3 separate regions of the Homo sapiens genome follow, and all the other regions are linked to region 2. Evidence: chromatin loops called from intact Hi-C (ENCODE). Cell type or tissue: natural killer cell. All regions are shown on one strand. Links, peaks and the distances in the headings refer to the core of each region. The heading gives the core; the rest is flanking DNA. Region 1 holds the start of MIR4525 (microRNA 4525). Region 2 overlaps TBCD (tubulin folding cofactor D). Region 3 overlaps TBCD (tubulin folding cofactor D).

The links. Hi-C counts contacts between places; a loop is a spot of excess contacts. Peaks named below come from ENCODE experiments on the same cell type or tissue, not always from the same donor. Only the 100,000 strongest peaks of a DNase experiment are listed, where the experiment ranks them.
Region 1: a loop joins it to region 2, with 3 times the contacts of the local background. A loop is called at or near these places in 30 of 110 quality-filtered maps.
Region 3: it touches region 2 in a loop (2.7-fold over the local background); 8 of 110 quality-filtered maps call a loop at or near these places.

Annotation. Positions count from the first base shown.
Region 1 is chr17:82,664,277-82,674,847 of GRCh38, reverse strand. RAB40B (RAB40B, member RAS oncogene family) reads left to right here. Exons shown (of 6, transcript NM_006822.3): 2 at 10,292-10,352. MIR4525 (microRNA 4525) reads left to right here and starts at 6,541; the gene lies at 6,541-6,615. RefSeq lists enhancers at 5,887-6,066, 10,006-10,506. In natural killer cell, for the core only: CTCF peaks have their summits at 5,950 and 6,151 (motif pointing left); a DNase peak (open chromatin) is centred at 6,117.
Region 2 is chr17:82,777,458-82,788,028 of GRCh38, reverse strand. It overlaps TBCD (tubulin folding cofactor D), which reads right to left. Exons shown (of 39, transcript NM_005993.5): 7 at 6,308-6,440. Among named protein-coding and RNA genes, the nearest start is that of TBCD, 31 kb to the right of the region's middle. RefSeq lists an enhancer at 467-516. In natural killer cell, for the core only: CTCF peaks have their summits at 5,883 and 6,082 (motif pointing left); a DNase peak (open chromatin) is centred at 6,058; H3K27ac peaks cover 762 bases.
Region 3 is chr17:82,888,036-82,898,606 of GRCh38, reverse strand. It overlaps TBCD (tubulin folding cofactor D), which reads right to left. Exons shown (of 39, transcript NM_005993.5): 16 at 8,910-8,939; 17 at 4,975-5,060. Among named protein-coding and RNA genes, the nearest start is that of ZNF750, 53 kb to the right of the region's middle. RefSeq lists a silencer at 2,545-2,804. In natural killer cell, for the core only: no CTCF peak of the experiment used is centred there; DNase peaks (open chromatin) are centred at 4,656, 5,216 and 6,246; H3K27ac peaks cover 841 bases.

The DNA of each region.
Region 1 (10,571 bases), core at 3,046-8,045, 110 kb after region 2:
CCTGCTTTCTTCTGTGTTAGGTTCATTCTGGGGTTCGTTCTTCCCACCTGGTGAGGAAGCTGGCCGGCAGCAACTCCAAACCATACGAACGTTGCCTGCGATGCCAGAGTGACGCAGGTGACAAGGAGGCCCCTCCCCCGTTCAGTCAGTCATTCCCCAGGTGTTTTAGGTTGCTTTTTCTTTTCTTTTCTTTTCTTTTTTTTTTTTTTTAAGACGAGTCTTGCTCTGTCGCCCAGGCTGGAGTGCAGTGGCGCGATCTCGGCTCACTGCAAGCTCCGCCTCCTGGGTTCACGCCATTCTCCTGCCTCAGCCTCCCGAGTAGCTGGGACTACAGGTGCCCGCCACCACACCCGGCTAATTTTTTTTTTTTTTGTATTTTTACTAGAGACGGGGTTTCACCCTGTTAGCCAGGATGGTCTCGAACTCCTGACCTCATGATCCGCCCACCTTGGCCTCCCAAAGTGCTGGGGTTACAGGCGTGAACCACCACGCCTGGTCTTTTCTTTTGAGACGGAGTTTCACTCTTTTTTGCCCAGGCTGGAGTGCAATGGCGCGATCTTGGCTCACTGCAACCTCCGCCTCCCAGCCTCAGTGACTCTCCTGCCTCAGCCTCCTGAGTGGCTGGGATTACAGGCACCCGCCACCACACCCGGCTAATTTTGTATTTTTAGTAGAGTTGGGCTTTGACCATGTTGGCCAGGCTGGTCTCAAACTCCTGACCTCAGGTGATCCGCCCGCCTCGGCCTCCCAAAGTGCTGGGATTACAGGCGCGAGCCACCGCGCCTGGCCAGGTTGTTGCGTTTTCTAGTTTGTCCAGTGTTGATAGTCACAAAATAAGAAAGATCTTGGACATTGAAAACAATAATTTCAAAGAAGGGATAAAAGTTAAAATGAGATGAATTCCCAGAATGCTGGGAAAAAGAGAGAGAGATGCAAAATCAGACAAGAAAGGTGGGAAACAGGCTCAGGAGGCCCAGTATCTGATTAATCACATCCCAGAAGGAGAGAACAAATTATCCAAGAAAGTTCCCCAAAATTGAGATTTGTGTCTCCAGATTGAAAGGCCCATGGAGTGGTCAGCCTGGCCACGAAGATCCCTACAGCAAGGCCCACAAGGTGTGCAGTTTCAGAGAAGCGCCTCCATGCCCACCAGGAGGAAAACCAGGTTGCATTCAGAGGGTCAAGAATGAGTTTACGGCCGATCTCAAAAGGAACTCTGGAATGACTGAACGTGTTTAAGGGAAAAGCATCTTCTCCCTCAATTGTATGCCTGTCCAAACACAAGGAAGAGTGAGGGCAGCCTAAAGACATTTTCAGACGTGCAAAGTCTCAGATACTACCTTCTTCCATGCACCTTTCTCAGGAATTGAAAAGAGGAGTCAGCTTAAGAGAGGGAAGGATGGAATCCAGCAGTAAGGGAGTGGGGGCCCCAGGGCAACAGTCCTCCCAGTCCAGATGGGAGCAGGACAGAAGGTCTGGAAAGATGCCCCAAAGAAAGTGAAATTCCTGAATGTTTGCAGGTACCGAGAGCAGATTTAGATAGTTGGGGAAAATTACAGTGATGAATTAGTAATAAATGCAGAGAAAACTGAACAAGTAAACAATGAGTAAACAACAAGTAAACATGAGGCAATTTTTTTTTTGAGACAAGAGTCTCACTCCATCACCCAGGCTGGAGTGCAGTTGCACGATCTCAGCTCACTGCAACCTCCGCCTGCCGGGTTCAAGCGATTCTCCTGCCTCAGCCTCCCAAGTATCTGGGACTACAGGCGCCCACCACCATGCCTGGCTAGTTTTTGTATTTTTAGTAGAGATGAGGTTTCACCATGTTGGTCAGGCTGCTCTCAAACTCCTGACCTCAGATGATCCACCTGCCTTGACCTCCCAAAGTGCTGGGATTACAGGCATGAACCATCACGCCTGGTACAATGAGGCAATTTTTAACTCCAGTAGAAACAAAAATTCGTACATGAAGGAAAAATAAACATTGTATACCATATGGTGGTTCAGCTGTGGATGGCGTCTACCTGGTGTCATTTTCTGTTGCTGTAACAGAATACCACAAACTGGGTAATTTATAAAGAAAATAAATGCATTTCTTACAGTTCTGGAGGCTGGGAAGTCCAAGGTTGAGGGGCTGCATCTGGGGAGGGCCTCCTGCTGCGTCATAACCTGGCAGAGGGCATCGCGCAAGCCCGTCAGCTCAGGTGTCTTCCTCTCCTTGTAAGGCCACCAGTACCATCATCAGGGCCCCACCCTGCTGACCCTACCTAATCCTAATTACTTGGCAAAGGCCCCACCTCCAATCAACATACAAACTGGAGGTTTACCTTTCTAACGTGAAGTTTAGCGGACACATTCAAACCATAGCACCTGGTTATGACAGTGTAGAATGGAATATCCATCTAGCTTAAAAAGCAACAAAACTGTACAGGGAGCGTGTGAGTGTGTGTGTTAGAGTTACAGGGGTGAGGTGTGTCAGTGGGTACAGGGAGCGTGTGAGTGTGTGTGTTAGAGTTACAGGGGTGGGGTGTGTCAGTACAGGGAGCGTGTGAGTTTGTGTGTTAGAGTTACGGGGTGGGGTGTGTCAGTGAGTACAGGGAGCGTGTGAGTGTGTGTGTTAGAGTTACAGGGGTGGGGTGTGTCAGTGAGTACAGGGAGCATGTGAGTGTGTGTTAGAGTTACAGGGGTGAGCTGTGTCAGTGGGTACAGGGAGCGTGTGAGTGTGTGTGTTAGAGTTACAGGGGTGGGGTGTGTCAGTGAGTACAGGGAGCATGTGTGTGTGTTAGAGTTACAGGGGTGGGGTGTGTCAGTGAGTACAGGGAGCGTGTGTGTGTGTTAGAGTTACAGGGGTGAGCTGTGTCAGTGGGTGAGTGTGTGTGTTAGAGTTACAGGGTGAGCTGTGTCAGTGGGTACAGGGAGCATGTGAGTGTGTGTTAGAGTTACAGGGGTGGGGTGTGTCAGTGGGTACAGGGTGTGTGAGTGTGTGTGTTTTAGAGTGACGGGGTGGGGTGTGTCAGTGAGTACAGGGTGTGAGTGTGTGTGTTAGAGTTACGGGGTGAGCTGTGTCAGTGGGTACAGGGAGCATGTGAGTGTGTGTTAGAGTTACAGGGGTGGGGTGTGTCAGTGGGTACAGGGTGTGTGAGTGTGTGTGTTTTAGAGTGACGGGGTGGGGTGTGTCAGTGAGTACAGGGTGTGAGTGTGTGTGTTAGAGTTACGGGGTGAGCTGTGTCAGTGGGTACAGGGAGCATGTGAGTGTGTGTTAGAGTTACAGGGGTGGGGTGTGTCAGTGAGTACAGGGAGCGTGTGAGTGTGTGTGTTAGAGTTACAGGGGTGGGGTGTGTCAGTGAGTACAGGGAGCATGTGAGTGTGTGTTAGAGTTACAGGGGTGGGGTGTGTCAGTTAGTACAGGGAGCGTGTGTGTGTTAGAGTTACAGGGTGAAGTGTGTCAGTGAGTACAGGATGTGTGTGAGAGTGTGTGTGTTAGAGTTACAGGGGTGAGGTGTGTCAGTACAGAGAGCGTGTGAGTGTGTTAGAGTTACGGGGTGAAGTGTGTCAGTGAGTACAGGATGTGTGACTGTGTGTGTTAGGGTTACAGGGTTGGGGTGTGTCAGTGAGTACAGGGAGCGTGTGAGTGTGTGTTAGAGTTACGGGGGTGGGGTGTGTCAGTGAGTACAGGATGTGTGTGACTGTGTGTGTTGGAGTTACAGGGGTGGGGTGTGTCAGTGACCGAGAGCTACATTTTCATCTTCTGTAGTGGAAAGTCAGTGGATGCCTAAAACTGAAATGTCAGGAAGTAGGAATGTAAGTATGTTCTTCATCAATCTGGAGATGCATAGCAAAAGAAGTTATTTTAAAGGATTAAAATGGGGAAGGGAGACAGGGGTTCGGGTGGGCCAGGGTCCAACATCGTGGATCGTGACAGCACTTCAGACTGTGAGCATCCATGACTCCATGAAAACAGAAACGAAAGATGGTTTTGAAACTCGTAGGGCGCTTAAAAAGACCATCAGGAAGCCGGGCGCGGTACCTCACACCTGTAATCCCAGCATTTTGGGAGGCCAAGGCGTGCAGATTACAAGGTCAGGAGTTGGAGACCAGCCTGGCCAATATGGTAAAACCCAGTCTCTACTAAAAATACAAAAATGAGCCGGGCGTGGTGGTGGGCGCCTATAATCCCAGCTACTCAGGAGGCTGAGACAGGAGAATCCCTTGAACCCGGGAGGCGGAGGTTACAATGAGCTGAGATCGCGCCACTGCACTCCAGCCTGGGCGACAGAGTAAGACTCCGTCTCAAAAAAAAAAAAAAAAAATCAGGAATTCTTTTACATTTATGAACACATTTTAAAGTTGTTTGGCCCTTGGCTGGGCGTGGTGGCTCATGCCTATAATCCTAGCACTTTGGGAGGCCAAGGCAGGTGGATTACCTGAGGTCAGGAGTTCGCAACCAACCTGGATAACATGGTAAAACCCCGTGTCTACTAAAAGTACACAAATTAGCTTGGCTTGCTGGCGTGTGCCTGTAATTCCAGCTACACGGGACGCTGAGGCACGAGAATTGCTTGAACCCGGTGGGCGGAGGTTGCAGTGAGCGAGATCACGTCACTGCACTCCAGGCTGGGTGAGAGAGCGAGACTCTGTCTCAAAAAAAAAAAAAAAAAAAAAAAAAGATTGTTGGCCCTCAAGGACAGGTCAAGAGGATACTTTCTAAGTCAGAGGACCCAGCCAAGCTCAGGCAGTGGATTAATCTCCGGAAAGACAAATATGAGCCTCTCAGCCCGTGGGGGTGAGTGTCCCTTCGTCTGGAGACAGACATATCAAAGCTGGAGTTATCTCCGCATTCGAAAATAGATTCCCAAGTGTATTCGTTCATTGCCTCGTGCCTGCCAAGGGAAAATAAATATTTCCAAAATTCTCTTTGAGGATTGCTATTATGGAGCAAATATGTATGTTCTTTTTTAATTTATTGTTTGTGTTTCACGCTCAGTGTGTTCATTGCTGACGGCTGCAGGACTTGGCACATGATGGTGCCTTCCCGAGAGCTTAGTAGGGTTTTAAAGGACTGTGAAGAGATTTTTGGTCGTCGCTCAAAGCGTAATTTCACAGGGCCTGAAGCTCCCGCGCTGGGGCTAGTAGAACTATCTAGTTGGAAGGCTCCAGAAAAGTGTTTTTGTCTCCTTTTACATTTTTTTTTAGAGACAGAGTCTCACTCTGTCACCCAGGCTGGAGTGCAGTGGCACGATCATAGTTGACTGCAGTCTCCAACTCCCGGGTTCAAGAGATCCTTCCACCTCAGCCTCCTGAGAAGCTGGGACGACAGGTGTGCACCACCATGATTGGCCAATTTTTTTATTTTTTATTTTTATTTTTTTGAGACAGAGTTTCGCTCTTGTTGCCCAGGCTGGAGTGAAATGGTGTGATCTCGGCTCACCACAACCTCCACCTCCCAGGTTCAAGCAATTCTCCTGCCTCAGCCTCCTGAGTAGCTGGGATTACAGGCACCCGCCACCACGCCCGGCTAATTTCGTATTTTTAGCAGAGACAAGGTTTCTCCATGTTGGTCAGGCTGCTCTCGAACTCCTGACCTCAGGTGATCCACCCCGCTCGGCCTCCCAAAGTGCTGGGATTACAGGCGTGAGCCACCGCGCCCAGGCCCTAATTTTTAAATTTTTTGTAGAGATGAGGTCTCACCATGTTGCCCAGGCTGGTTTCGAATTCCTGGGCTCAAGCGATCCTCTCACCTTAACCTCCCAAAGAACTGGGATTACAGGCGTGAGCCACCGTGCCTGGCTATTTTCCTTTCTGTAAAAGGACTGTTTCCTTGATACTCACTTGGTCACCTGGGAAAACCACAGCAGTGTGGTTTTGGTCTGACAGCAATGGAGGCTACGCCGCGTGCCCCACTGTGGTGAGGTCAAGCTCCTGGTGCTAAGATGCTGATGGTAGCAGTGGCCCATCTAGAGTGGCTGCTGCCAAGATGCCGGCTGCAGCGGAGGCATGGCTGGGCCTCTCGATCCACGGATCAGGCAGCAGCTCCGCCTTCCCTGCGTGCCGCGGCCCGCTGCCCTGGGGCAGCTCTAGACGCGGGCGTCTCTGTGCTCTTGGAGGCCTGGGAAGGCCACCCCTGCCCCCTGCAGGCTTAGAAGTGCCTGCTCCAAATGCCTGGCCTCTCCTCACTCCCCACGCCCGCTCCAGTCGTGGAGCACAGTTGGGGCTGAGCCCAGGTGCTGCTGCAGACCATCCGGGTGGGTCCACACTTGGGGCAGCACGGACACACCAGCCCTTGCCACCTCAGCCCCCTCGGGACTGGGCGCTGTTGAACATGGGAGGGAAGCTGAGGGAGGGCTGAGGGTGGCTCAGTGCTGGCCTGCAGGCGCCCCTTGGCATGAACAAGCTGGGTGCCATGAACAGCAGTGGGAGGCAGACAGACTTCTGGGTGGAAGGGGGCAGGTCCCTGGTGAAGCCACACCTTGAAGCTTCAAGGGGGCCTGGGGCCCGGGCTGCCAGTCCTGCAGACTGGAAGGAGGACTCGGTGCTTTTGTCAGAGGGGGGATGTGCATGCTGGTTGGGGTGGGCTGCCTGTGGACCAATCAGCGTGCACTTCCCCACCCTGAAGACCACAAAAACCCCAGACTCAGAGCAACGCGGACGTCGGGATGACCAGCTGCGGAGAGCTACCCTGTCTGCTGAGAGCTGAACACTTGTCAGGACGACCTGCCTGCAGAGAGAAGCCACCCACTGTGGGTCTCCCCTGAGCTGTTCTAACACTCAGTAAAGCTCCTCCTCGTCTCGCTCACCCTCCACTTGTCTGGGTACCTCATTCTTCCTGGATGCAGGACAATAATTCAGCAGCCACAGAGGTTTCCAGCCGGAAGAGCAACATCCCAAAGGCCCCATCAGTGCCCCGTCAGCGCCCATGCCAAGAAGAGAGAGACAGACGGTGCACTCAGCGTGCCTGCTGGGCTCGGTGGCAAACGTTTGGCCAGCTCAGGAAAGCCTCGTACTGGGTGGGTCAGGGGACTGCTTGGCCGCTCTGTCTGAGCCTCATCACGGGGCAGGTGGCGTCTGCAAAGCGGGTGCTTCGGGCGTTCTCAGTGCTGCTGTATCTTTTGTCCTCTGAATCACTCTCCTCTGACGGGGGGAGTTTGCTCTGGTGTTGCTTGGTCTAATCTACCTGGTGGCGTGATGGGCAGTCTCTGTGGACAGAGTGTGGAGTTTAGCAGGAGACAGAGGAGGATGCGGGAAGCCTGGACTCCATGTCTCTGGGGCTCTGGTGGCACCACAGAAAGAGCCTCTGGAGTCCAGGAAGGGGGCAGGGCCCGGAGGAGGAAGCAGAGGGCAGGGGACAGGCTGGACACAGCAGCTGTGGGAGGGAGGGGTGCTCGGGATCTCATGGAAGGCGCTGCACAGGTGTGCTCAGATCAGGCAGGTGTGCCATGCACGTGCTCATGGCTGCATCAGTGGAAAGTGGAGGACAGAGGCCCAGAGCTGCTGCAACGCCCAGGCCTGCCTGAAGATGTGGGCGACCAGCTGTCCAAGCCAAGTGGGAGGCCACCGGTGGCACCGCCACTGCACACCTCGCTCTGCCCGACAGGAGACCAGGAACTCGGCACACTGCCTCCTGGGATGCAGGGGGGCTTGTGGCCAAGTCCAAGGGTTCTAGACCCTTCGAGGGGGCAGAAGCTGCTTGAGAACCGTGGCCTCCGCAGCCTCGCATTTTTAGAGGAGCCTGTTTCTGGGCACTCACTGGCTACATCGTGGGCTTCTCTGGAAGGAGAGCTGCAGAGGCCGTGTGCTCCACGACGGTCTCCAGGGTGAGGTCTGGTGCGAGCCTCGGCGCTGCTTCTCCCCTCGGCCTCTCAGCGGCGCGCTTCCCTTTAGAATTCTGATTCCCTATTCAGCCATACTTGTCAAAGCACTCAACATCCGATCACAGCCGAGAGTGAGGCCAGGGCTTGTCTCTTGTAGGTTTAGTGCTTTGAGAGATACTGTCAAGTAAATCCTATACATGAAATAAATCAAGCAAATCCCACAAAGGCTGGTCATGTCTTGTTACTAAGCAGTTTGGGTTCCTGTGATTGTACGTGTCATTGTACCTGGTTTTAGGAAGGCAGTGCTCCTACCCGGCATTCTCCAGCCCCTTAACTCAAACCCTCTCTTTCCATGTTCTCAATGACAGACCTGGTGCTCATCCGGAAGCGCTAGAAGTGAACACAGGAGATGTTTCCTAAAGAAGCAGAACACTGGTGTCTGGGGGGTGATGGGGGCGGGGAAACATATTTTTCCCTTTAAAAATATTTATTGGCCGGGAGCAGCAGCTCATGCCTGTAATCCCAGCACTTTGGGAGGCCGAGACAAGTGGATCACCTGAAGTCAGGAGTTCAAGACCAGCCTGACTGATATGATGAAACCCCATCTCTACTAAAAATACAAAAATTAGCTGGACGTGGCGGTGTATGCCTGTAATTCCAGCTACTCAGGAGGCTGAGGCAGGAGAATCACTTGAACTCAGGAGGCCGAGGTTGCAGTGAGCCAAGATTGCACCACTGCACTCCAGCCTGGGCAACAAGAGCGAAATTCCATCTCAAAAAAAAAAAATGTATTGTGGCCAGGCATGGTGGTTCATGCCTGTAATCCCAGCACTTTGGGAGGCTGAAGTGGGAGGATCACTTGAGTCCAGGAGGTTGACCAGCCTGGGCAACACAGCAATGCCCTGTCAATTAGCCAGGTGCGGTGGCAGGTGTGGTGGCAGGTGCGGTGGCAGGTGTGGTGGCAGGTGCGGTGGCAGGTGCGGTGGCAGGTGTGGTGGCAGGTGCAGTGGTGTGCCTATGAGCCCAGGAGGTAGAGGCTGCAGTCAGCTGTGATTGTGCTACTGTACTAGAGCCTGGGCGAGGGGGAGACCCTGTCTCAAAAAAGATTTTTTTTAAGTGTAGTTTTTTTTTTTTTTTTTTTTTTTTGTTGTTGTTCTTGTTGTTTGTTTTGATACAGAGTCTCCCTCTGTCGCCCAGGCTGGAGCACAGTGGCACAATCTCAGTTCACTGCAACCTCCGCCTCCCGGGTTCAAGCAATTCTCCTGCCTCAGCCTCCCTACTAGCTAGGATTCCAGGAGCCCGCCACCACACCCGGCTAATTTTTGAATTTTTAGTAGAGATGGGGTTTCATCATATTGGTCAGGCTGGTCTTGAATTCCTGACCTCAAGTGATCCACCCGCCTCAGCCTCCCAAAGTGCTGGGATGACAGGCGTCAGCCACCGCATCCAGCCCTTAATTGTAGCTTTTTATTTTAGAAGAAGTGTTCCAGCATGGTGGCTTATGCCTGTAATGCCAGCACTTTGGGAGGCTGAGCCGGGCAGATTGTGTGAACTTAGGCGTTTGAGACCAGCCTGGGAAACATAGCGAAACCCCGTCTCTACAAAAAAATACAAAAATTATCTGGCCCTAGTGGCACATGCCCGTAGTCCCGGCTACTCAGGGGACTGAGGTGGGAGGATCACTTGAGCCTGGGCTGTGGAGGCTGCAGTGAGCTGTGATCACGCCACTGCACTCCAGCCAGGGCGACAGAGAGAAACTCTGTCTCAAAAAAAAAAAAGAAGAAGAAAGGCATTCTCGGGTTTTTTTTTTGTTTGTTTGTTTTTAACTTGAAAAAATAGAAATGTGGAAAGAAGGTTCCAGCCTACCTGTAATCTGCACCCCAGAGGTGGCTGGGACGGGTGTGCAGTCCCGTGTCCCTGCACATGCGTGGTTCACATGCACATGTACACAGCTGAGAGCGGGCATCCCACGCAGCGTCACGTCTGTCTTTACTGTACTTTCCTAGTGTGATACTGGGGGACGCAGTCTCAGTGTCTGCAGAGCCGCTGCCTTAGCCCCGTTCCCTTGGAAACAGAGCTGAGTCGGAGCTCTCAGGCCTGCAGGCTTGGGGAGGAGGTGGGGAGGGAAGGACCAGCCCAGACGGGGGCACACCCAGCGGCCACAGCCCCGCGGCAAACCCACCGGCCTCCAGGTCACATGTAGGCCCTGCAGTGCCTGTCGGGGAGCCCCCTGGGCCAGGGTGATGCGAGCCTGACCCCCACAGAGGCCAAGGCGGCTGAGGACAGGAGGGGCCCGGGTGCGGGAGGGCGCAGGCAGGGCCCCTGTGAGCTTGGGCAGACACAGGGAGGGGGTCCCATCCGCCTGCCTTGTAAACCTGGAAGTTGCACTGATGAGAAACCCTTTTCTTCCCTGAACGTGAGACTTCCAGCGTCCTGTTAGCTGCAGCCTCAGGCCTAAGCCGTCTCTAACCCTTCCGCAGGCATCGACTACAAGACGACCACCATCCTGCTGGACGGGCGGCGGGTGAAGCTGCAGCTCTGGTGAGTCTGGAGGAGGTGCGAGCGTCCCGCACCCCCAGGGAGTAACCCCCCTGGCTGGCATAGCACCCCCTGTCAGCACAGTGCCCCGGGGAGCACCCATCCCCCACCACCATCGGCACAGCGCCCCCGGGAACACCCTCCCACCACCACCGTCGGCACAGCACCCCGGGGAGCACCACCAGCCCCACCACCATCAGCACAGCACCCCGGGGAGCACCC
Region 2 (10,571 bases), core at 3,159-8,158:
CTGGCCTCAAGTGATCCACCTGCCTCGGCCTCCCAAAGCGCTGGGATTACCGGCATGAGCCACTGTGCCCAGCCCATTTTCCATTTTTAATGTGTTTTTCTCCTTCCTTGAATTTCCTCAATTTGCATTAATCTTAATGCTTAAATTGGGACTAAACCAAAGCGTGTTTTTAAAGCTGAAGTACAGGGGCCTTCCAGGGAAATTACATTGCCAAACACTTGCTTCCCTCCCACAGGAGTTAAAAACCCTCACTGCAAGGGAACTACGCTTCGAGGGAAATGAAGATCAAATCCTGGTTTCGATGGTACTTGTTGAGAGTTCACCTGTTTCGCCCACAGTAATGAACAGGTGGATGACAATGAAGCCAAGTGCATCAAAGGAAACAGATGAAACCCTAAGCAGAATCCACCTGCAAGTTTCATCATGTACAGCAGGCGCCCGGCCTCTGCCTGCAGCTCTGCCAAGCCCAAGGTGAAACCTCCCACCCGCTCAGCACCCAGCACGACTTCCTCCTGCTGAGGCAACCTGGATCAGACCAAACGGACCCTTCCAAGAGACAGAAGGAAACAACACACATGACTCTGGAAAGACTCGAGATGCTCCAGCAGCCGCCCAGGGCTTCAGACGCTCTGGAAGGGACGTGCTGGCCCCAGGAGCTGCCAGAAGCCCGGCCCCGCCAGGCGTTGCTTCACGGCAGTTTCATTCATTCCCTTCCCAGGGATTTCAGCCGGCTGCGTCAGACAATTGCTCACTCTTGCTGAGGGCAAATCTCTGAATAGTTCTGAGGTGCTGCTGCCAAACCGCCTGGGTGCTCTGCCCTAAACGGCAGGACAGCACGCCTCACTCTTTGCCAGCATATGCCGGGGGGTGGCACAGGGCTCGGCTCTCCTAAGCCTTTGAGAAGACCGTTTTACACCTCGGGAGGAAGGGGAAAAACGAATGTCTCTCCACCTCAACGTGGAACTTGGAGATGTCAAAATAAAAAGCACTTCCCCACTCCTGGCTGGTTTGACTTTGCTACAGGAATTCCCACCTGTCCCAGCAGCTAGGAGGGGAATGGGGCAGCGAGCCGTCCCGCCCACCCACCCTCTGGGTATTCCAAATGCAGGCTGTGCAACACGTGTCTCCCACTTGGGATGGAAGAACAGAAAACTTGGGAACAATCTAGAGAAAACCAACAAGATCATCAAAAAAAAAAAAAAAAAAAGTAAAGAACCGAACCCACAACAAAGAAACTGCAGAACTAGACACATGTGGCCACAAGACCCTCCCAAGCCGAGAAGGACTCGGAGCCCTGCACCCAGGGGACACCGTGGAGCCCTCCAAGGCAGCCTGAACGCAGTGGCCCACAGCCCCTCACCAGGAGGCTGCCTCTCCCACAGCCAGCCTGGCCAGAAGGTGGCACGCCTCACCTGCCTGCAAGTCCCTGGGCAGCCACAGCTGGCTCCAGCCCCAAGGCTGGGATATCCTGCTGACCCAACAGCATGGGGTGGGGACGGCAGAGGAGGGGAGGCTCCCAGGCCAGGCTGACGAGAGCTGCAGGAGACCCCTAGAAGCCCGTTAAGAGACCGGACAGAGATCAAATTTGCCTCCCCTCCCAAAGCAGCACCCACACTCGGGGCAGGGCTAACGGCCTCCCCTGCAGAGGCACCACACTCGGGGCAGAGCCATTGGAGACAACCAGCTCTGGTCACATCCTGTTAGACCTCCCATTTGCTCCCCTGACCTGAGATGTTTTTCCCCCACAGCACTGAGTTTTATTAGGGATTTCATTAAGGTTAAATTTCTAAGGATGAGGGAATCCTAGAGGGCAGAGAAGCCCTCGAAGCCACCTCAGATCCTGTGAGCCACAGGTTCTACGGTGGGATCGCCACCTGGTTCCAGGTGCAGATGATTATAAGGACACTGCTTTGGCCCCACGGGCTGGTAGGCTGGTTAATTCTTCCCCACCCAGAACACGATCATGAAGGCCGTGAAGCTGAAGAGCTGCTTACACAATATTCCAAGAAGCAGGTGTGCGGGACATATCCACATGGATCCTGACACACATGTAGGTGCCAACATTGTCATTTCACCAGTCCAACCTCAGGCCAGGTGGTCCCAGTCACAGCATGGACCCCCTCCCACTGCGATGGGTCGGGTCCAGTGGTCCCAGTCACACAGCATGGACCCCCCTCCCGCTGCGATGGGTCGGGTCCAGTGGTCCCAGTCACACAGCATGGACCCCCCTCCCGCTGCGATGGGCGGGATCCAGTGGTCCCAGTCACACAGCATGGACCCCCCTCCCGCTGCGATGGACGGGATCCAGTGGTCCCAGTCACACATCATGGACCCCCCTCCCGCTGCGATGGGTGGGATCCAGTGGTCCCAGTCACACAGCATGGACCCCCCTCCCGCTGCGATGGGTCGGGTCCAGTGGTCCCAGTCACACAGCATGGACCCCCCTCCCGCTGCGATGGGTCGGGTCCAGTGGTCCCAGTCACACAGCATGGACGCCCCTCCCGCTGCGATGGGTGGGATCCAGTGGTCCCAGTCACACAGCATGGACCCCCCTCCCGCTGCGATGGGTCGGGTCCAGTGGTCCCAGTCACACAGCATGGACCCCCCTCCCGCTGCGATGGGTCGGGTCCAGTGGTCCCAGTCACACAGCATGGACCCCCCTCCCGCTGCGATGGGTGGGATCCAGTGGTCCCAGTCACACAGCATGGACCCCCCTCCCGCTGCGATGGGTCGGGTCCAGTGGTCCCAGTCACACAGCATGGACCCCCCTCCCGCTGCGATGGGTGGGATCCAGTGGTCTCAGTCACACAGCATGGACCCCCTGTCGCTGCGATGGGTGGGATCCAGTGGTCCCAGTCACACAGCATGGACCCCCCTCCCGCTGCGATGGGTGGGGTCCAGTGGTCCCAGTCACACAGCATGGACCCCCCTCCCGCTGCGATGGGTGGGGTCCAGTGGTCTCAGTCACACAGCATGGACCCCCTGTCGCTGCGATGGGTGGGATCCAGTGGTCCCAGTCACACAGCATGGACCCCCCTCCCGCTGCGATGGGTGGGGTCCAGTGGTCTCAGTCACACAGCATGGACCCCCTGTCGCTGCGATGGGTCGGGTCCAGTGGTCTTAGTCACAGCACGTACCCCTTTCCCACTGCAATGGTTCGGGGAGCTGCGGCAGTTGCCACACCCCATGCCACCAGCCGGGTAAGGCTCATGGTCTTCCACACGCATGTCATACTTCTTGGCAGTAGCGGCCCATTCTTCTGGGGTCTTAGGGACCTAAGAGCGTGTCCTTGGTCATGTGGGAGGCTGTCTGTACACCCAGCATCACAAACATTAAGGTGAAGCTACCAGAATTCCCAGGACCCCCACCCTGGCCACTGCCATCTACCCCTTCTTCATGTTTCCTCAGTGAGACCCAAGGCAAAAAATGAAGAATCCAATTGCAACTAAATCCACCACCTTTACCAGAATTGCCTAAAACATAAAACGCACATTCCCTGAGGATCCATGGACCAATGGCACAGTGGGTACGTCCGAGACCTGAGTCCTCCCTGCCCTACCCCTCCACCCCCGTACCCTTCAAGGCCAGCCTCAGCCTGCCCTGACCTCCACGATAGCAATGAATCCTCTTTAGGCATTGAGGATGCTGCCCCAGCACGGCCGGAACGAGGGGCACCTGGGGACACAGACAGCACATCTGTACCTGCAATGCCCAAAAATGCCTGGCATGAGGAGGTCCTCTATTTCATCAGTACGACAGGTATGCCACCAGAAAAATCTTTTTAGAAAGACTCCAGAAAGATGAAAACATTCCAAATTTTGTTTAAAATTTTATTAAAAACTAGTGTTGTGTACCCAAGGGTACTGAAAGTATTAAGTTGGGTTTGTTTTTTCTGTTTTTTTTTTCTGGCAGAGTCTTGCTCTGTCACCTAGGCTGGGGTGCAGTGGCATGATCTCGGCTCACTCAACCTCCGCCTCCCAGGTTCAAGCAATTCTCCTGCCTCAGCCTCCGGAGTAGCTGGGATTACAGGCCCACGCCACTATGCCTGGCTATTTTTTGCATTTTTAGTAGAGATGGGGTTTCACCACGTTGACCAGGCTGGTCTCGAACTCCCGACCTCAAGTAATCTGCCTGCCTCGGCCTCCCAAAGTGCTGGGATTATAGGCATGAGCCACCGCGCCCGGCCTGAAAGCATTAAGTTTAAACAAAAACTTGCACATGAAAGTTCTTCACAGCGTAATTTGTAAGAGCAGAAAATACCCACACACTGGCATATGGAAAATACCCACACGCTGGCATATGGAAAATACCCACACGTTGGCTTATGATTCGGCCATAAAGGGAACGAGGCACTGACAACACCACAGCGCAGATGAACCTTGGACACATCGGGCTCAGTGAAGGCCAGACGCAAAAGGCTGTGTCGTGTACGACTCTGGTGAGGTGAGATGTCCGCAACCAGCAAGTCCACAGGGACAGCACATGGATCCACGGCTGCAGGGGCTGGGGAAGGTGAGGGACGGACTGCTCGGTGCAATCAAGGTTTCTCTCACGATGATGACAGTGTCCTGAAGTTAGATAATGGTGATGACCGCACAGAAAACTACAGAATTGTTTACCTTAGAAGGATAAATTACTTGTGGTATGTGAATTATATCTTGATTTTTGAAAACTGCTGAATCTGTCACATTTATGTGGAGGTTGAGGGGACGCCTGAAGAAAACAGACATCACCTGGGCAGAGCACAGGCTCCAGGAAACACGTCTGCAGTTTTCTCTCACACGTCTGAAACCTTTTCCTCATTTCAAAGGCTGCCCTCCTGAAGACCACGGCAGCATGACCGGGAAGCAGCAGACATTGAGGAGGACACTTCCCAATTCCCCCTCAAGAAACGTATGCCCCCACCCCAGGCTATCACTCCCACAGCCCCCCTCCACCCAGCTGACAGCCTCCCGCTCCCTGGCAGAACCTGCCACGGCCAGGACAAAACCGCGGGCAGGAAGATGATACCACAGACAGGAAGACGACGCCGCGGACAGGAGGGCACAGCGGACAGGAGGCCACCATGGACAGGAGGGCACCGCGGACAGGAGGCCGCCATGGACAGGAAGACGACACCGCAGACAGGAAGACAACGCCATGGACAGGAAGACAACACTGAGGACATGAGGACGCCTCTGCGGACAGGAGGACGCCACCGCAGACAGGACGACGCCACCGCAGACAGGACGACGCCACAGACAGGAAGACAACGCCGCGGATAGGAAGACAATGCCGCGGATAGGAAGACGATGCTGCGGACAGGAGGACGACGCCACGGACAGGAGGACGCCGTGGCGAGGTGGCACTCATCATCTCCCCTAAAACGCGCTCCAAAGTGTCCTTCCAGGCGCGGCGGCTCAAGCCTGTAATCCCAGCACTTTGGGATCATCACAAAGGCAGGAGGATCACTTGAGGCCAGGAGTTTAAGACCACCCTGACCTACATAGCAAGACCCTGTCTCTATAAAATATATTTTTTAAACAAGAACAAAGTGCCCCGCTCCTCAGAGGGACCACAGGCTCCACAGCGTGAGACAAGGATGAGAAGTGCTCTCAAAGCCTCACCCGCTGTAATTAAAGAGAGAAGAAGGCGCTGAACCCACCACGCCAAAGGCCACAGCCGGCTGCCGGCTCCCCCTCCAGAAGGCTGACCAGGGAGCTGCAGCCTCCAGGACGCTGACCCAAAAGAGGCTTTGCCCTCTTCTGAGACTTGACCTTTCCTCCTCGTTAGCACAAGAAAAGGTAACACAAGAGACAATCAGAGCGAAAGGGCAGGGAAAGGGCTGGCAAAGGGCTGCAGCCAGGGCACTAACCAGGCACCTGCAGGCAGAGGCCAGGGTCTGTGTCCCAACGAAGCAGTCAGGAACATCCAACCCGAGCCCAGTGCAAAGGAACAGAATCAAATTTCAACTCACCCACCTTGTTTTATTAGAGCTCGTTCAGTCTCTGCACTTAAACAGGAACTAAGCAGCCCAGATGCAGAGAAACCTACCCTGGGGAGCCCCGGCTGCGTGGCACCACTGCCCTCTGCTGGCAACAGGTGGGGCTCCAAGCCCATCCACCAGCACCAGCGCAGAAACCAGCCCTGCCTGAGGCAGGACCCAAAGCAGAGGGAAAAGGAAACTGCCCAAGACCCTGGCCCGGTTAAATCAATCCCACGGGGTTCCAATTACGTCAAGATGGAATCACAGGTAACATCATTCCGTGGTCCCCATGTAAGGCGCCATTTCCCTGCGATCTCCACAGCCCCTGCGGGCAGCACTTACCAGGGCCTGCAGCGTCCCATCCATGGTGATGACCCCCTGCATGGTCTGGAAGGAGGAACGGGCCAGATTGCACAGGCTCCAGTCCAGGAACTCAGCCATCTTGCTTTGCTTGACATCAGGACGTGTGATAAATCTGCCAAAAGGATACAGCTCAACCAAGGCCTCAGCACTGAGACCTCGCCCACGCCTCACCAGCCCACCCCACACACACCCACCTCCCCAGGCCCTCCCACCTCACGCACCCTTACACCAAGATGCCAGCTCTGTACTGAGTCCTGTCCTCCTCCAGCTAGTTCCTCCTCTCTCCAACCCTAGAAACCAAGTCGCTGCCCTGACCAGGGCCCTCAGCAGCCGGTTCCCCACCACAACCTCTCAGGTCGCAGGCCTACTGCCCATCCCCCCCCGCCTGCCCCCTCCACCCCCCCAGTTTTACCTGTCCCCATCACCGCCAGGGAGCCCCTGCCCACTTCTCAGCCCCTCCCTCCTCCCTGGACCCAACTCTGCATCCCTTGACCTCAGGACACCGTGCCCACGTGCAAGGCCTGGCCCCGGCAGCTGGGCCCCAGCCCCTGGGACCTCCCTCCCCCACACCTGCCATGCGTCTTGTGCACAGGCCTGTTTCCACAGCCAGCTGCTCGTGTAGCCCCATGAAAGTCTTCCCTGTTGGACTCGGCCTCGTGTTCCAGGCAGTGCTCACACTCCCCACCCCTCTTGCAGCCCGGCCTCAGCGCAGGACACCTTGAGCACACAGAGCTCCCAAACCAAAAGCCCAAATCTGGCCGGGCGCAGTGGCTCATGCCTGTAATCCCAGCACTTTGGAGGACGAGGAGGGCGGATCACGAGGTCAGGAGTTCGAGACCAGTCTGGCCAACATAGTGAAACCCTGTCGCTATTAAAAATACACAAAAAATTAGCCGGGTGTGGTGCTGTGCGCCTGTAATCCCAGCTACTCAGGAGGCTAAGGCCAGAGAATCGCGTGAACCCGGGAGGCGGAGGTTGCAGTGAGCCAAGATTGTGCCACTGCACTCCAGCCTGAGAGACAGAACAAGACTCTGTCTCAAAAAAAAAAAAAAAAAGCCCAAGTCTTCCTTTTTTTTGAGATGGAGTCTTGTGCTGTCACCCAGGCTGGAATGCAGTGGTGTGATCTTGACTCACTGCAACCTCTGCCTCCCAGGTTCAAGCAATTCTCCTGCCTCAGCCTCTCGAGTAGCTGGGACTACAAGCGCACGCCACCATGCCCAGCTAATTAGCCCAGATCCTCCTGATTTCTCCACCAGGAGTTCATAGGCCAGGCCCCCAGCTTGCCTCCATGATCGAGACTGGCACTGCCACACGGAGAACAGACAAGGCCCTTCCCTCCCACAGCTGACACTCTGGAGAGAAACGACAAACAGCTGGGGACTTCCACAGTGCAAAGAAAAGTTACGAAGGAAACGGGAGGGCATGGCCTCGTTAGAGAGAGGACGGAAGCCACGGAGCTCAACGAGGGGGGCTGCAAAACCTGGGAGGAAAGTGCTGCTGCCCAGGGAAGCAGGAGAGCCAGGGCCCAGGGCAGAAGGGAGCCAAGGGAACTCGCGAACTGCAAAGGCAACATGGTCGAAGCAGAGCAGCCGAGTGGGAGAGGTGCTGGGGACAGGACCAGTACTGGCCAAGCCTGCCCACCTCCTCTTTAGGCCATGCCGGCAGGTCTGACTGGCATCCTAGCCACACCTTTATGGGGTGGGGGGAAGGAGACGGCAGTGATGCCAGGAGGGAGGCACCAGGCGCTCCCTCAACAGCCACAAGGCCACCTCCCGGAAGGGACACTTGGGAGGGCCAGGAGGCGGAAGAGTCCACGTGGGGGAGTGCCCCACGCGACGCCCACGAGACAGCTACGTGGAGACCCCAGGCAAGGTGAGACGTGGAAGCTGGAGCTGCCAGGCTATGACGCCCAACCTCCCTCCGGCCCCCACGTCATCTCCACTGCAACTTCAACTCCGGCCATCCCACCTTCCCGGCCCTTGTTCCAGCACATCCATCTAGTTGGCCTGCGCGAGAGCCGGCTCCATGCTTCCGTGGGGACAAGCCCTCTCAGGGCACTTAACACACAGGAGACAGCCACGCACGTGCCATCCTACTCGGTCATGGCCCTCACAAAACAGAAGCGCTGCCCAGCTGACAGGACGGCTGGCACCTGCCAACTGCTCGTAACAGCAAGGACCTCTCCCCTCCGCCACTGTCCCTGTGGAGCATGCTTAGGGAGGGGCTCAGCATGAACAATGGGGAAAGAAGTCCCTATTTCCAGAAAGTAAAGAATCATTTGGCTGGGCACAGTGGCTCACCCCTGTAATCCCAGCAATTTGGGAGGCGGAGGTGGGTGAATAGCTTGAGTTCAGGAGTTCAAGACCAGCCTGGTAAACATGGTAAGACCCCCATCTTGGCCAGGCGCAGTGGCTCAAGCCCGTAATCCCAGCACTTTGGGAGGCCAAGGCAGGTGAATCACGACGTCAGAAGTTCGAGAACAGCCTGTCTTGCACCCCATCTCTACTAAAAATATTAAAAAATTAGCTGGGCATGGTGGCGCATTCCTGTAATCCCAGCTACTCGGGAGGCTGAGGCATGAGAATCACTTGAACTCAGGAGGCGGAGGTTGCAGTGAGCCGAGATCTCACCATTGCACTCCAGCCTAGCAACAGAGCAAGACCCCGTAAAAATAAATAAATAAATAAATAAATAAATAAACCCCATCTCTAGAAAATAATACAAAAATTAGCCAGGCATGGCCGGGCGCAGTGGCTCATGCCTGTAATCCCAACACTTTGGGAGGTCAAGACGGGTGGATCACCTGAGGTCAGGAGTTTGAGACCACCCTGGCCACTATGGTGAAACCCCGTCTCTACTAAAAATACAAAAATTAGCCAGGGGTGCTGGCGCACACCTGTAATCCTAGCTACTCAGGAGGCTGAGGCAGGATAATCACTTGAACCAGGGAGGCAGAGGTTCAGTGGAGCTGAGATCACGCCATTGCACTCCAGTAGAGCCAAAATCACGCCACTGCACTCCAGCCTGGGCAACAAGAGCAAAGCTCCGTCTCAAAAAAAAAAAAAGAAAAAGAAATTGGCTGGGTGTCGTGGCATGCGCCTGCAGTCCCAGCTACTGGGGAGGCTAAGGTGGGAGGATTGCTTGAGCCTAGGAGATGGAGGTTGCAGTAAACTGTGATCACGCCACTGCACTCGCGCCTGGGCAACAGAGTGAGACCCTGTCTCGAAAAGAAAAGGAAAGAAAAAAGAAACTCATGTGTCCTCCCCAGGAGAGTTAACTTTAGCGGATCTGCAAAAGGGGCCCAGGGCAGTTAACTTCATCGCAGAAGGAAGCAGCATTAAGGTGGTGACAAACCGTGTTCCCTTTAAAACGCACAGAGTTCCCACAGAGCATTAGAAATGAATGGAAAAGCGGAATACTGTGGGCGGCAAGCCACCCAGGTGCCGAGGCAAGAGACCAAGGACACGAGCTGTTCCAATATAATAAAATATAAAACAAGAATAGTTATACCAGATACAGATCTTAGATATGATTATATATATCATTAATCATTAGTTGGTAGCAATTATTCTTTATTCCAATATTATAATAATCCTCGCTCTATAATCATAACCTAGGAAAAGCCAGGCCATACAGAGATAGGAGCTGAGGGGACATAGTGAGGTGTGACCAGAAGACAAGAGTGCGAGCCTTCTGTTATGCCCAGACAGGGCCACCAGAGGGCTCCTTGGTCTAGCGGTAACGCCAGCGTCTGGGAAGACGCCTGTTGACAAGCGGACCGTGGTCTAGCGGTAGCGTTAGTGTCAAGGAAAAACACCCGCTACTTAGCGGACCGGGAAAGAGAGTCTCCCTTTCCCCGGGGGAGTTTAGAGAAGACTCTACTCCTCCACCTCCTGTGGAGGGCCTGACATCAGTCAGGCTCGCCCGCAGTTATCCGGAGGCCTAACCGTCTCCCTGTGATGCTGTGCTTCAGTGGTCACGCTCCTAGTCTGCCTTCACGTTCCATCCTGTACACCTGGCTCTGCCGTTTAGTTAGCAGTAGCAAATTAGTGAAAAGTCTCTGATAAGCAGAAATAATAATGTAAGCTGTTTATCTCCTTCTCCTCTCTCTCTCTCTGCCTCGGCTGCCAGGCAGGGAAGGGCCCCCCGTCCAGTGGACACGTGACCCACGAGACCTTACCTACCGTTGGAGATGGCTCACATTCCTTACACTGCCCCTTTGTCTTGTATCCAATAATATCAG
Region 3 (10,571 bases), core at 3,258-8,257, 110 kb before region 2:
AGGCTTCCCTAAAATAAACCAGTTCTTCTGAATCAATAAAAAAAAAATAGTGTAGCAGAAATATCATCAAAAAGTTTACAGAAAATACACACACACTTCAACCACTTGAAGCGGTGTTCAGCCTCCTGCACATAGGAAAAGAAAACGAAGCCTCTGCTCAGCTGTCCAACGGCCCAAGCCCCAGGGTCTGCAGCAGAGCTGTGGGAAGCAGCCGTGTGCTCCCACCAAAACCCAGAGCCGTGCCGTGTGCTCCCACCAAAACCCAGAGCCGTGCCGTGTGCTCCCACCAAAACCCAGAGCCGTGCCGTGTGCTCCCACCAAAACCCAGAGCCGTGCCGTGTGCTCCCACCAAAACCCAGAGCCGTGCCGTGTGCTCCCACCAAAACCCAGAGCCGTGCCGTGTGCTCCCACCAAAACCCAGAGCCGTGCCGTGTGCTCCCACCAAAACCCACGGGGGCTCAATGCTCACGAAAACCAGAAAACCAGCCGGGGAGAACAGAGCCATGCCGTGTGCTCACACCAAAACCCAGAGCCATGCCATGTGCTCACACCAAAACCCAGAGCCATGCCGTGTGCTCACACCAAAACCCACAGGGGCTCAATGCTCATGAAAAACAGAAAACCATCGGGGAGAACAGAGCCGTGACGTGTGCTCACACCAAAACCCACGGGGGCTCAATGCTCACTCCAACAGAAAACCAGCCGGGGAGAACAGAGCTGTGCCGTGTGCTCACATCAAAACCCACGGGGGCTCAAAGCCCCTCAAATGTGGGGCGTCCACACAGTGAGAACCACTGAGGAACCCTGAAACACAGGCAGCTGATGAGGCAGGCAGCAGATGAAGGAAGCTACCTGCACGGATTCTAAAACGGGGGAGCCCCAGCGACAGGAGGTCAGTCAGGATGGCGCCTCCTGGAGGGAGGGTCATGTGCACCACACTGACCACAGTGGTGGTCATTCAACAGCTCACATCTGCCAAACCCGCTGCCACACTTAAACCCATATTGAAAACTGGCAATTTTACTATATGTAAACTATATGTAATAAAGTAGATGTACAAAGATAAAGCTGATTTTTTTTTTTTTTTTTGAGACGGAGTCTCATTCTGCTGCCCAGGCTGGAGTGCAGTGGCGCGATTTCGGCTCACTGTAACCTCCGCCTCCCGGGATCAAGTGATTCTCCTGCCTCAGCCTCCCGAGTAGCTGGGATTACAGGGGTGCGCCACCATGCCCGACTAATTTTTGCATTTTTGGTAGAGACGGGGTTTCACCATGTTGGCCAGGATGGTCTCGATCTCTTGACCTCGTGATCTGCCTGCCTGGGTCTCCCAAAGTGCTGGCATTACAGGTGTGAGCCACCGCACCCGGCCCAAAGCTGATTTTTTTTTAAAAAGGCTTTGACTTAGGAATATACAGGATACTGAAAGGGAAAGCCACGGAGCAGGAGGAAATATGTAGCAAGGAAGCATCTGAAAAAGGAATTGTATGCAGAATTCATGAAGAATTCTCAAATTCTCAACAGGAAGAAAACGACTAACCTAATAAGTAAATGGGCGAAAGATGTGTTAAACACGCCCCTGAAATGGATGATGACTGAAACTGCATCATCAGTCACTAGAACACGAGTTAGTCAGCTGCTCCCACACCCCCATGACAATGGCCAAGCTTGAAAGACCAACACCCCAGCACCAGCACGGACCCCAGATCCCGGACCCCGAGCTTGAAAGACCAACACCCCCAGCGCCGGCAAGGACCCCAGATCCCGGACCCCGAGCTCATCCAGCACCGGGGGCGCGTGGCACCATCACGCCGAAAGCCATGTGGCCATTTCAGAAAAAGCTACAGGCAGGGTGTGGTGGCTCACACCTGCAAGGCCAGCATTTTGGGAGGCCAAGGCAGGTGGATCACTTGAGACCAGGGGTTCAAGACCACCCTGGGCAACATGATTTGTCATCTCCACAGAAAAATACAAAAATTAGCCGGGCGTGGTGGCGTGTGCCTGTAGTCCCAGCTACTCGGGAGGCTGAGGTGGGAGGATCGCTTGAACTCAAGAGGTCGAGGCTGCAGGGAGCCGCGATTGCGCCACCACACTCCAGCCTGGGTGACAGAGCAAGGCTCTGTCTCAAAAGGAAAAAAAAAAAAAAAAAAAAAAAACTGACAGCACAGCCACCCAGCTCTGGGCATCTATGCCAGAGAACAAGAGTGCAGGCCCAAAGACAGATGTGTACACACATGTTCACCGCAGCTGCACCTGTGACAACCCAGACAAGACACTGCCCAGAAGCCCCTCACCAGGTGAGTGGAGACAGACGCCACGTACCACACCCCTGGCCCTGGAGGCTCGGGGGACGGTCCCCACAGGCGGACAGTCTGCAGGAAGCATGGAGCAGAGGAAGCCAGTGTGAGTGAGGAGAGTGCCCACTGCCTGAACCCATTCACACAGAGCTTTGGGAAATGCAGACACAGCTGCAGTGAGAGCAACAGACCAGGGGTGCCTGAAGAAGGGGGTGTGGGAGGGGAGGGACCCCGAATGGGAAAGGGGAAACCTGGGCCTTTTCTCGTCTTGATTGTGGTGATAGGTACGAATTTACAGATGTTAACATTTACAAAAATGTACCTATTGAACATGCACCAGCTTACTGGGGGTCGTTTACACCCCAACGAGGCTGTGATGATGAACAGGAGAGTGGGGCGACGGCTGGTCCCCCCATCCTCCTCGTCTCGCCCCACAGTCTTCCTGGGGTGCCCGTTAGTTCAATTCCAGTCTGTGTGTCCGAAACTCCAATTTGCAGAGGAAACATCTCCATGTCAGCACGGCTGATGCTTCCTCGCAGGCCAGCACGTGCAAGCTGAGGCCCCAACCTCCTCGCACTCAACGACACTGTCGCCCTCAGCTGTGCCCTCCACCTGCGGAGTGATGCCAACACAGCTCTGAGACCCTCTGTAATGCCCTGGCAACTCCCACCTTCCTCCAGCGGGCACACCTCCAGGCCCCCAGCCCTCTCCCGTCTCCCAAGAGCCCTCAAGCCCTCTCCTTATTTCCAGTCACCAAATACAGCCACAGGGATATGTTCAAAACAAAGACCTGACCATCAAAGTGCCATGACCTCAGGACAATCCACACTCTTCACTATGGCTCAAAGGCCCCCAGCAGCTCCCCGCCAGGGCCCAGGGCCCTGCTAACTCTCCTCCCTGATGGGCTGTGCTCAGTCCCATGCCCTCTGCTGAACAGGACCACTGCCTCCCTCACCCCAAGGTCCAGGCTGACAGCAGGACCCTGCCTCGGGTGCAGGGGGGCCCCGCGGTACTAGGGTGCAGCCATGACTGCAGGTCCCCGTGATGCCGCCCTCAGGATTGGAGGGGCCTGCCTGCCGGTGCGTCCTCACAAGTGGCATCTGGTCTGCACGCAGGGCCTGGCATCGTGAGGAAGCCAAACACACTGGGGGAAGACATGCCTGGACCCAGGTCTTGGGTTGGCAAATGTTTTTATAAAACGCACACAGCTAATTACATGCGAGTTTTAGGCTGGCTTAGAAACCTCAGCAACAAGGGAAATATGCTGAAGCTTCCCATAGCTGTCAGGTGTGTTACTCAGGAAACTCGGGAAAAGGTGGTAGATTGTCTTTTTCTTTAGATGGAGTCTCACTCTGTCACCCAGGCTGGAGTGCAGTGGCACGATCTCGGCTCACTGCAGCCTCCGCTTCCCGGGCTCAAGTGATTCTCCTGCCTCAGCCTCCTGAGTAGCTGGGATTACAGGCACCCGCCACCACGCCTGGCTAATTTTTGTATTTTTAGTATTCACGGGGTTTCACCAGGCTGGTCTCCAACTCCTGACCTCAGGTGATCTGCCCGTCTTGGCCTCCCAGAGTGCTGGGATTACAGGCATGAGCCACTGCATCGGGCCAGTAGATTTTCCACATAAAATATATGGCCAAGTATTAATAGGAAAGAACTGATAAGGCAAAAAAGGACATTAAATGTTGAGGAAACCTGAAAGGGTATAAAAATACAGATAAGTGTGTTCAAAGATCCTTCCTGGGAAAGAGGCCAAATGCTACATTTTCAAAATTCTGCCCAGGCTGGTGACGGAGAAACGTCCTTTCTGCACGGTCTACACAGCAGGGCTGTTGGGGAATCGATCTTTAGGGTATTTAATGGTTAATGTTAAAAATGCATCGGGCATGCTTCTGGTCCTAATTTAAGGCAAATAAATCACTTCATAAAGTCACACCCCACTGCACTCCAGCCTGGGCAACAGAGCTAGATTCTGTCTCCAAAAATAAATAAATAAAGTCACACCCTTTTTCACATTTCTGCTGCAATGGATCAACTAAGATAACTGAAGTAACCTCCCCAGTACCTAATTACACAACTAAAACAGTTTGATATAATTCTGTAAACTGCAATTAGAGGTGCTAAACATTTGTTTCTAACCTGATTTCTAAAATACCTCTTACTCATTTCATAGACAATCTACAGATAACTTCAACTTCAAAACACTTCCTATTACCGAAACAGAAAGAAACAGTCCCTTCTAATCCAAGATTTCACGGTGGGAAAGCATTTAGGACATCCAGTAGGGAAGCATCAGGAGGAGGTGTGGCCGTGCTTGCAGCTGCTTCCTCTCAAACTCCAAGCCCCACACAGAACCAGCACGGGTAAAACGGGGCGACCAGGAGAAAAATCATAAGCAGAGACAGCACTCACGGCAAGGCCGCACTCCTGAAGCTGAGCCCCTCTTTAACACGTGAGTAAATGTCCCCTATCTAGCGTAGTAAAGCATGAGGTGTGTCCAATCAACATGAAACACAAGTTTCAGTCACTGTTCCCAATTCCATTTTTAATTTTTCACACAAAAACTACATTCCATTGAGTGGACATTACAGGATGAAAAAAGAAAATGGTGGTAGCTGATTTCTGACATCCAATCTGATTTTAGAGTATTCTATTTTTGTGATATACATTAAAGACTTACCTTATAACCAGGAAACAGTTGGATCTGTTACCGACGGCAAAATAGTCAGCTGTGGTCAAAATATCAATACCATGAGGGAAAGTGCCCTAATAAGAAAGTGGAAATGGGGGAAAAAGAAGAATTTGAATGAACAAAGGCATTTCACCAAGTTCAATAATCACATCCACAGACATTTACACTCATGAACCCCGAGCCCTGAGGCAGGTGGTGAGCAAGCCACACACCACAGACATGGCTCGCCGAGGACTTCCACGTCACACTGACTTCCTGACGGTCTACCCAGGCAACACCACGCTAAATCATTGAAACCACTCACAAGTATTTCATCTTTTTCAAACAACTCAAACATTTCCACTTCGGTACGTGGTAAGAGACCTTTCCCGAAAACATACACCGTAAACGGTCTTCAGGTCTCAACAGTGTTACAGCCACTGACCTCCATCGGCCTGAGCCCCATGCCACAAAGTGCCACAAAGCTGGCAGGTCGGTGCACACCAGAGCGAGCAGGCCTGGGTCAGGTCGGGGATGCAGCCGCCTGCACGGTCTACAAAGCCTGGACCAGAGCCCAGGCCTCACTCAGCAGTCCCGGGCAGGCAAGACGTTGACTGGGGGCAGCTGGCCCAGCCGGTTCTTGGGGGTGGTGACAGCTGACCCCAGAAGCATCGAGGACCAGCAGCCGCCGAGGCTCTGACATGGGAGAGGCGGCACCTCCTCCCACCCCGCCACGACAGCCTCCCAGTGGAGCCCCAGCTCCAGCCCCGCAGCCTACATGGTGTTACTGATACCACTCTCAGGTTCCAGGATGTGAAATTCTGGAAACAACATAAATAATTTCCTAAGAAAATACAAATGACAAACTTTAAACCCCACATAGAAAGCCTTACAGCTATAAACCACAGCAGGGTTTTTCAAAGGTCTCCCAAGCCTGCCCACCTCCGAGGCCGGGATTCAGATCCTTCCTTGACGTCTTTAACCCATTCATCACCACCCTGCACTTGACCATTAAAACCTCACACCTTCATGTAATAGCTTCGCAAGTCAACGTAACTGAACAGCCAGCACTCCTGAGAACACCCGGGGCCACATCCCTCCTTCCCACCAGGAGAGGCCGGAATGAGCAGGTACCATGCGGCTTTCTTCCAGCAAATCTCTCCCAAGGGTTACACTGGGAGCTTGGGCTGATGGAGATACCATAAACTTCTGCCTGAGGCTGCTGCAATCAGTGACAGCATGAGCATCCTTCACTGAACCGTGAACAGGGGAGAAACCTGCACCCAGGTGGAGCTGTTGCGGCTCACTCTGCAGAAAGACAGCAGGTGCCACAACCTGGGATGTCGCCCACTGGGGTACAACTCCATGCCCCACATCACAGCAGGCAGGAGCCCAGGGAAACATCCGGGGTGGCCCAGGACCAGGTCTCACCGAGAACAAGAACAAGGGGACTCTGTGTCCAGCATCCCCCCACGGTGAGAACAAAGCAAGACCAACACAGGGGCCAAGGCTCTGTCTGGCCAGGCTAGGGCTGGAACAACAGGCTCCGAGCAGACAAAAGCGGGCTCAGCTGCCCTGAGCCTCAACTTCCTCACCTGTGCAGGGGGGAAGTGGGGGGCCTGGGTGTGGACAGGCCACCACAAGGGCCTGATGGTGTCGGGGGCCTGGACAGCACTCGCCTAGGAGCAGGGTCATAGGGCTGGAATGTCGGACAGGCCCTGAACGTGGAAGCTGCCCATGGGTTAGTCACAACCTGCTCAAGAGCCCCTGGGCTCAGTAGGGAGAAGGCAGAGACCACTCAGGACCAGAGTCTCCAACTCCAGCCAAGACGAACCTGGACAGAGAAGCTGGTCCCTCGTCTCTGCCCCCAGCCCCCTCTGTGTCCCCCAGGCCGCTCCCCAACCACCCCCCATCCCTGCTGCTGTTACCCAGCGGCCTCCACTGTAACGCATTTCTTACAACTTCATTCCAAATCTGTGTATTAGAAACAGCCTCCTCCAAATCCGAGGGTTTTTAGGCTGCTTCCCTGTGTGCTATGCGACACGTCCACTCCCGTTTGCTTTGCCTTGCCAAGTTCTCGACCTTCTTCTCAAATGTTTCTATCCAACCTCAGCAGGACATGGCCGTGCGGGGCTGGGAGACGCTCCGCACCTGCGCGTCTTGCATTTCTTTCAAAGTCTGTGTCTCTTCAAAATCTGTGCCGCTTCTTCCACGAGGCTCCCGCTGCCGTCCGCATGCTGGTCACTGTGCAGGATGCTCTGAGACTCACACTGCTCAGGCTCAGGACTGAGGTGCAAGACTCCCGCACCCACGGGAATATCCCATTTTCTGGCTGCTTGCCTAAATTTAGACCAAGTGTAAAGGCCTTTCCTTTCCCTGTCAATCAATCCCCAACCTGAGCTGCCCCGATAAAGGTAACGTGGCTCAAATCCAGCCACACACACAGGGAGGCTGGTCAGCTCAGCTGCAGGGCCCCGTGGCTCCCTATGCGACTGGGCTGCTCCTCCCAGGAAGCAGCATCTGGGAACCCGGAACACAGAGTGATGGCGGAGTGCGCCCCAGGGCCCACCCAGCACGGTCGTCACCCCGGGCTCTGGCCTCAGCACGCCCCTCTCCAGTGGGGGCTCTGGAGGGGCTGGAAGCCCAGGGACAGGGAGACTTCTTCTCCTGGGCTCTCACTTTCCAGGAAGCTGGCAAGTCCCTAGGCTCAGCTAAGTGGTTTCCAACAAGCTCCTTCTTCCTCACAGCAGCCACACTCTCCACTCAAAAGACCAAACCTCGTTCACATTCTCCTTGGCCTGGGCGGCTCTTGCTGTCTGCACACCCAGGCTCCCCTTGCAAGGCTGGTGTCTCTTCCTAGTGAACTGGCTCCGACCAGGGCTCAGGGCTCTGAACACATGCAGGCCCCACGGCACCCCAAGGATGCTGGGTGGGCCTCGGCTGCCTCGGGCCAGCAAGAAGTAGTCACGCCCCTTCCTGGGCTCCGTCTACAGAAAGCCGCCCACACCACTCACGCCAGGCTCCTCCAGAACCATTTCAATAACAGGCGCAAGTCCTCGTCCGCCCGCCTCTCCAGCTGACTCTGGCATCCGGCTTTTCCTGTGGACTCATTTGGCCTCAATGCTTCCACTCCAGGTCAGACACCTTGCCTGGAGGGCTCCCCACAGGTCAGAAGGGTCCGCAGGCCCACGTCCACCCCATGCCGCCCCACACCACCTGGCCACAGCCCAGACCCCGGCTGCATTTGCTTTGCTGTCCGGGAACTCCAGAGCCTTCTCGGCTGACTTCTCGTGGGAACTTTGCTCCCCGCCCAGGTCCAGCCCAGACCCCGGTCCCCTCTCCGGCCTCTGTCCCACTCTCCTGCAAGACCCAACCACACGCCCAAGATGTGACGTCATCACACACAACATGAGTAACCTGGGGCCCCCCATTCACAGGCGAAGCTGACCAGTGACCAGATGTCAGGGTCAGAGGGCACAGCAAAAGCAGCCCCAGCATGATGTGGGGTCGTGGGGTCATGGGGTCCGTAGCTTCTGGGAGCTGACTTCTGGGCCCGTCTATGGTCTGGATGAGGCACAAGCTGACGTCAACAGAGCCAGCTCCTGCTCTGTGTGGGATGAGGCGGGGTCAGGTCTGCGTCCCCGCAAGGCCAGGCTGGTCCCAGGGACCCGCCCCACCCTGCAGAGCCACATTATGTGGCTCTTGGCAACGTGTAAAGCACAGCTTTCCGGCCTGTGTGTGTAAATTACTGTACATGCAGGTTCCCTGTGAAACAGGACTCGCTGTTTAACATGTGCGTCCTATAGTGAACTCATGACCCTGGCATTGATGTAGCCACACCACATCTCACAGTGCGAGAAGACACCAGGGTTATAGCTCTCAAGATTCCTACCTATAAACCCGCAGGAAGTTTTTGGAATAAAGGTGTTTGAAAGCAGCCATACCTGTCTCCCCACATTCTCCTGGAAGGCGGCCTGCGGAGCAAAGAACAAACACAGCAGGTGAGCGAGGTCAGCTTCCGCCAACACCAGAGGCAAGTTCAGAACAAACAGCACAACGTGAATGACCCACGGCTTTATTTTTTAAATAAAAGCCCTCATTGTTGGCTGAACAGAGCCTCAAGGTGCGTCACTCTGTTTTTACGTCCTGGTGCTCTTTAAAACCACAATTTAAGAATTCAAGTTTATAAAATCAGACACATCCTGAAAAGTGGCCTTTACCACTGAGCCTCCCAGCAGCACCCACGCGGAGGCCCCGGCTGTCAACTCAGAGAGACAGACAGGCAGGTTAAATCAAAGCCCAGAGCCCGAACACTCTTCCTCAGGAGTGAGGCAGCTCATGGTCACCAACTGGCACCACGTGCCGCCCTCCAGGGAGGGCGCCCTGCCCGCACCCATGGCACGGTGTCAATAGGCTCTCCAGGCCGAGTCCCAGGGCCGGGCACAGGCCCAGAGCAAGGGCTGCTGAAAAGGTCAAAATGTGAACTTCAACAGGATGAAGTGCTTCCAGGAGGCCTCTCATGTCCTCCCCAAACACCCTGCCCCCCTTAGGCGCACCGACCAGGCAGAGCAGGTTACCTGGGCAAGGTGACAACCACACCTCCCTTCCCATGTGTCACCAGCTGGTGCCCCGTCCTTCCCAAAAGCACCCGGGCTCCGAGTTCTCAGGGCTGGAGACACAGGAGACTTCAGTGTCCCAGGAAGACCCAGCAAAGTGCACCCACGGCCACACCACACACACCACCAGCAAGGGGCGAGGCCAGGGAGGCTGGCGGCTTCAGGGACCACGCTCTGGAGGAGCGACCTCCCGCCTGGCAGGATTCCTGCCAACACTCGCCTGGGGGCTTCCTGAGAGCAAGGTTGAGCGATGGCTGCTGGGAGGAGCACACACAGACGGGCACCAAGTAAGGAGCCGAACACAGCCACCCAGGGTCTGTGCCCCCACCCCCCAGGGAAAAGGAGCAGACGCGCCCACCACCTCTGGCCAATCACACAGAAACCAGACGTGCGGGTGGCTCCAAGGCAGACCCCTGGGCTGGGCTGGAGATTGGAGGAAACAGGCGCTTCACAGCAGGCTGGGAGGAGGCCTGACTGCTGCTTTGCAAATTTGTAACTTTTGTGATAAATTCATTAGGAAAGTAAGAAACAAAACCCGCCAAAAGGCAATGCAACAAAGATATACTGTAACATCAATTTAACATACACTATTAGGAAGACATGTACCATTCCAGTGGTATCTAAAAGATGTTTTAAAAATTCAAGATTTATGTGGAAAAGCACAAGCCCTAAAACAGGGAAAACAGTCCTGAGAAAGAAGACGCTGGGAGGCATCTCCCTGCCCAGTGCGAAGGCTGACTATGCACAGCAGCATCGCAGCACAGCCCGTCACACAGTGTGCGCTGGCAGAACAGACACGCAGACCAACCAGCAGAACAGAAAACACGGGACAGCATCCCCGGGACCGGGCGAGGTGGAGTTCCCAGACCTTAAGAAAGTCTTCACGTCTTAAAAAGCACTAAAAACATGAGCCACAAAAACAAAAAACTGATCGAGACCCCAGCAAAATTAAAAAATTAAAAACTCTTGCCCTATGAAGAGGACGGAAAG